Linked DNA regions of Homo sapiens: region 1 is linked to region 2. Evidence: chromatin loops called from intact Hi-C (ENCODE). Cell type or tissue: mammary epithelial cell. All regions are shown on one strand. Links, peaks and the distances in the headings refer to the core of each region. The heading gives the core; the rest is flanking DNA.

The links. Hi-C counts contacts between places; a loop is a spot of excess contacts. Peaks named below come from ENCODE experiments on the same cell type or tissue, not always from the same donor. Only the 100,000 strongest peaks of a DNase experiment are listed, where the experiment ranks them.
Region 1: it touches region 2 in a loop (9-fold over the local background); 5 of 110 quality-filtered maps call a loop at or near these places.

What each region holds. Positions count from the first base shown.
Region 1 is chr3:102,191,406-102,194,324 of GRCh38, forward strand. No RefSeq gene overlaps it. Among named protein-coding and RNA genes, the nearest start is that of ZPLD1, 240 kb to the right of the region's middle. In mammary epithelial cell, for the core only: no CTCF peak of the experiment used is centred there; a DNase peak (open chromatin) is centred at 1,326; H3K27ac peaks cover 2,500 bases.
Region 2 is chr3:101,862,484-101,865,402 of GRCh38, forward strand. No RefSeq gene overlaps it. Among named protein-coding and RNA genes, the nearest start is that of NFKBIZ, 14 kb to the left of the region's middle. In mammary epithelial cell, for the core only: no CTCF peak of the experiment used is centred there; DNase peaks (open chromatin) are centred at 518 and 1,448.

The DNA.
Region 1 (2,919 bases), core at 313-2,812, 330 kb after region 2:
CAACAGATTGTTGATGCCAGGTTCTCAGTGGGCATTCCTGTAGACAACTGAGAAGTGTAACTGGTCAGGAGAGCATATCCAGAGTGTTTTTGTCAACTTGGAGAGAGAGATCAGGTTAATTCTTATTAAATATCTAACATATAGAAGGCATGCTCATCTCATGAGGGCATTCCTCACCTCACAATGCCCCCTTTCCCAGCCCTTCTCTTACCTGTACCCTAACACTTGTGATTTCCACATAAACAGGCGCTTTGTCTGTCTTGTTCACTGTTGAATCCCCAGTGCTTAGAACAATGTCCAGCCCCCAGGAAGTACTCAATAAATTACCCATTTTAAATTAATAAATGAATTAGCTTAAACTGGGAAAAATATTGAAGTTGTTGAATGACAGACTTAGGACCTTAAAGAGATCTACTAGAATTATAAGTTGAATCTACCATGATAAAATGTAATGGGGAAAAAATGAAAAACCCCACCCTTAGGTCAAAAATCAACTATACAATGTCCCAGATGAAGAGAAACAACTTGGCAATATCTTACGTGAAAATTTGTTCGACAGTAAACACAACATAAATCAGCAATGTGCTATGATTGGGATAAAAATTTAATATGATTGTAGGCCATGTTAATTTAGATATAATATCTAGAATAGAGAAGGTAATAGCACTTGTTTATGTTGATATCAGGTGGTACTTGGAGTAGTATATTCTATTCTTCTATAGTGGTTACTAAACTCAAAAAAAGATATAAGAAATTAAGAGTGTGTTTAATGGAGACTAGTCAAGGCTATGAGGGAACTCAGAAAGTGCAGGATAATTGGTAACATTGAGGACAGTTTTAGGCAGCCCAAGAGAAGGTTCAGTGAGCTTCAACCTCCATGTATCTGAGGAGGAGCTATTCTTTGGAAGAAGTATCATATTTGTTCTTTGTGTTTTCAGGGGCCAAACCTAGGGCAAATGTGTGGAGATTTCAGGAAGACACATGTTATCTCATCAAAAAGAAAGAGTTCTTGGTTGTCTGAGCTGCACTGAGCCTCATGGAGAGTAAGTCTTCTGCTTCTGGAAGTTTTCAAACAGGTTGCAAAAGACTGCAGGCTCAAGTATCCAGCTGAACTTGAGGATGTGTAAGATATATTCAGTAGAGATAAGTTGTGTCGGCAGATGGGGGCTGCTAGGAGAAAGCACATTTTCACTGATTTCAGGGCCAGCCCAACATTAGAATTCTTTCTCATGAACCGCACTGCTGGGATACAATTTAAGAGTATTCTCATTTACCTGGTCTGGCTCTGTGAAACCTGCGTAATGTAACTCAGATCACCTGGAATTTGTAAGGAGGTGCAATTATTCATTTAACAACTATTTATTGAGCACTGGCTCTGTGTACTGAAGTACTTGCTAGAGGTTGAGGTAGAATAATAAACAAGATTCATTTCCTGTCCTTAGGAACCTTAAAGGTATAGTGCCCACAGGACCTCTGCTCTAAAGACTAATATTTCAGCTTGGAGGCTCCATTCTCAGACTTGACTGAGCATTTGGTTCACTGCCTTGTATAATTTGTGTGCTTATTGGTTCTCCACATGGACTAGCATTTCCTTGAATTCAGGGATTATTTCTCATTGTTTAACTTTAGCACAATCTCAAAGCACAGTGGTTGGCATAATAGCTGGTATTCAATAAATGTTTGTATAAACAAAACAAACTATACAGATCACTGCCCTGCAAATGAGTTGAGAACAAGAATATATCCTAGGAAAGTTCGGTGGAGGGACAGTGTCTTAAAAAACTGAAGGAATCATTAAAAAGTCTTCTAGGCCTTGGGGATGGGGGCAAGAATGGGGTGGGGATTGGGTGGGAGTTGACAAATCCAGATTGGCTCCAAGGATGATGAAATCTGGGCCACAGAACCACTAGACAGGCCATGACAACAGCCTGGGTTATGGGAAATGGGTAATGTTGGTCTTTACTAAGGGGTCGCACCAGCCTTGGGAATCACTTAGTGTAACATATCATTCAGTACCAAATCACACATAGAAGAATGTGTTATGGAAATGTCAGAACTTCCAGTTGAGTCATTTAGAGAGAGGAAGAGGAGCAAGTAGTTTCAGAGAGGTCTGAAGCTTGGTTTTAAGTTAGGGAAGTGCTTTTCTTATTGCAGGGAATGTGGCTGGGCTCAGAGGGTCAATTCAGACCAAAAGGGGAGTCTACTAGCTCAAAGATGTGAGGTTAATTCTAATAAGCAGCATTTGGAAGAAGCTGAAGATCCTACAGGATCTGGAAGCCAGGTCTCCCTTGGACAAAGGGTCTGCTCAATGTAGTCTAGCATTCAAAATAGACAAGATTGTGGCAAGAAGAAACCAGAACTGACTGCCAAGCTGAGCCAGCCAGGTTGATCCAGGTGGACACTTACATTTGAATAAACAACATATGTTTTCATCTTAATCAATTTTTACATTTTGAATTTTATTTTATTTTCTCACATTTGTAAACATTCATTTTTCACAATTCCAGACTTAGTGAGTCTTTTTATGAGAGTGTGTGGGGCTAGGAGTGTGATCTCTGGGCTATGGAGACACATTTTTATGTCTGACATTTAGATCTGTCACTTATTTGCTGGGTGTCCCTGAGCAAGTTTCTTCACCTTCCTAAGCTTTAATTTCCTTGTTGTAAAGTAAGGGTGATGATAGTACTTACCTCATAGATTTCTTGAGAAAATTAAAAAATGTCTGTAAAGTCTTAACATAGCATTTGAGTTCCATAAATGTCAACTCTGTGGTTATTGATGTTACTACGGTGAAGAGGCAAGAGGGCACTGTGACGATTGCTGCCTCCAAGCTGAAAGAAAGACGATCCTCATATTTGAGAAGGAAGAAGAGATAAGAAATTCTGCTTTGGGCATGTTGAGTTTAACGAGTCAGTGGGA
Region 2 (2,919 bases), core at 241-2,740:
CTGGTTTTGTTGGGGGAGGTGATGTTTTGAGCCAGAGTTATACTATTAATTACTAATGAATTATTGGCTATCATGGTTCTGAATTTAATTCTGCCACATGATTTCACAGTGACATGGATGATATGTTAATGAAAATGGGCATGGGCATAGTTGGACTCATTAAGGAAAAAAATCAGGCAGTCTGTCTTTGCAAAGGACTGTTAGTGCTGTAGTTTGATATTGACTAAGGAATCCCTACAAGAGTCAGAGACCAAATCTTCCAGCTCAATTTGTTAGTCAAATCAGTAACATTTAATATCCTTTCTATATTTTTACTTAATCAGGACAGGAAAATTTCCTCAAATGTCTCTGACTTTTAACAAATGTCAACTTAAACATACGACCACTAACTTCCATTTTCTGATAACCTCAGTTGTTCTGTATTGAATACGACCTCAGAGAGAAATCAGCTTCAGTCACTGGCTAAGTTTGTGATGGTTCCTCTGAGATCAGGCCTGGGTACAAGGTTTGAGATTACTTGTAACCATGCTACTAGGTTTTGGCTATACCTGCTGGTGCCCTGGATTAATCCTTGAGAGAAGGGGAGACACTGCCTTATTAGTCATCAGAGGCCCTGCACCTAGCACAGTATCTGACACATTGTAGACATTCAATAAATAGTTCCTAAGTTGAATTTAATTTCAACACTTTGTAAAAATTTTTTTTCTTGGCATATTTTATTCTTCAGTGTATAAATATTTTTATTATCTACATACAGTTTATGACTTAATCCAGTACTTTTATGCTTCAAGCCTTTGGAGTCTGTGCAGACCCAGAAACATTGCATGGGTGGCACATTTCTAGGAGGGGTAAGATTGGTTGTTTTTGTTTGTGTGTGTGTTTGTTTTTTTTGAGACGGAGTCTCGCTCTGTCGCCCAGGCTGGAGTCAGTGGCAAGATCTTGGCCCACTGCGGCCTCCACCTCCCAGGTTCAAGCAATTCTTGTGCCTCAGCCTCCTGAGTAGCTGAAATTACAGGCACGCACCACCACACCTGGCTAATGTTTTTGTATTTTTAATAGAGATGGGGTTTCACCATGTTGGCCAGGCTGGTCTCGAACTTCTGGTCTCAACTGATCTGCCCACCTCAGCCTCCCAAAGTGCTGGGATTACAGGCATGAGCCATCACGCCCAGCTGATTGTAGATTCCTCTCAAAATGTGTCTTGCTTTTTCCTTTGTACTCCTTGTCCTCTGGCCTGTTGTCCCTGCTCTCTCCATCACACCATTCCCCTTGCCTGTCAGCTCAAGAGGGTTTGGGGGTGAGATAGTGCAGCTGCTGAGTGCCCTAGGTTCAAAGTTTCAGTCTTTGGTCGACATTAGTATCTTATGTGAAGCTTGTTAAACATGCAAATACTTAGGCCCCACCCCAGGTTTCCTGAATCAGAATCTCCAGGATTTTCAGGGCTTCTGGCAGATTATATGTGGTGATTCTAATGCAGTTTTAGTCTAAATTAATTAGGAAATGCAGACTTTGGAGAGTAGCTGTGGTTGGGCAGTAGCCATATGGTGGTAACAGAATGGGTTTCTGGAATGCGTATGGGGATGAAGTGGCAACTGATGAAGATGTGCAGTGTGCCAGGCACGTTGGATCCTATGGTATAGAAACTAGCTTTGAAGATACAATCATGAGTCACCTTATTTTTTTTTCCTGCTTTCAGAAATCACTTTTCTAAGGTGATTCTGGTGTTTAAGTTTCTCAAGTATATTAGTTTCCTAGGACTGTCTAACAAATAACCACAAACTTGGTGGCTTAACTCGGAGAAATTCATTTTGTCATAGTTCTGGAGGCCAGAATTCTGAAACCAAGGTGTTGGCAGAACCATGTGCCCTCCAAAGGCTCTAGGTGGAATTCATGCCTTCTATTCCAGCTTCTAGTGACTCCAGGTGTTCCCTGCCTTGTGGCAATATAACTCCAGTGTCTGCTCCATCTCCACATGGCCTTCTCCTCCCTGTGCCTCCTCTCTGTATATCTCTTACAAGGACTCTTACCACTGAATTTAGGGGCCACCTGAGTAATCCAGGATGACCTCATCTCAATTTTATTTATTTATTTATTTTTGAGGGGGAGTGTGCAATGGTGCCATCTTGGCTCACTACAACCTCCACCTCCTGGATTCAAGTAGCCTCCCGAGTAGCTGGGATTACAGGCATGCACCACCACACCTGGCTACACACCTGGCTAATTTTGTATTTTTAATAGGGACGGGGTTTCACCATGTTGGTCAGGCTGGTCTCGAACTCCTGGCCTCAGATTATCCGCCCACTTTGGCCTCCCAAAGTGCTGGGATTACAGGTGTAAGCCACGGCACCTGACCTTTTTTTTTTTTTTTTTTTTTTGAGACGGAGTCTAACTCTGTCACCGAGGCTGGAGTACAGTGGCACGATCTCAGTTCACTGCAACCTCTGCCTCCCAGGTTCAAGCAATCCTCCTGCCTCAGCCTCCCAAGTTGCTGGGATTACAAGCGTGCTCCACCATGTCCAGCTAATTTTTGTATTTTTAGTAAAGACGAGGTTTCATCATTTTGGCCATGACGGTCTCGAACTCCTGACCTCAAGTGATCTGTCTGCCTCGGCCTCCCAAAGTTCTGGGATTATAGGCATGAGCCACCACGCCCGGCCTCAGTATTCTAAATTGTACAAAGACTTTTTTTCCAAATGAGGTCACATTCACAGGTTCTGAGGATTAGGATGTGGACATATCTTTGGGCAGCCTTAACTTAAAACTTACTACACCAGGAAAGAGGATTTATAATAATTTCTGTTATCATTATTTCTCTTAAAAAATGAGTAAGATTAATATTTCCTTTTTTAAAAAATCATTTTATCATGGTAAGAACATTCTATTTTCTTACGAAATTGTAAAGTGTACAATAATAGGGAC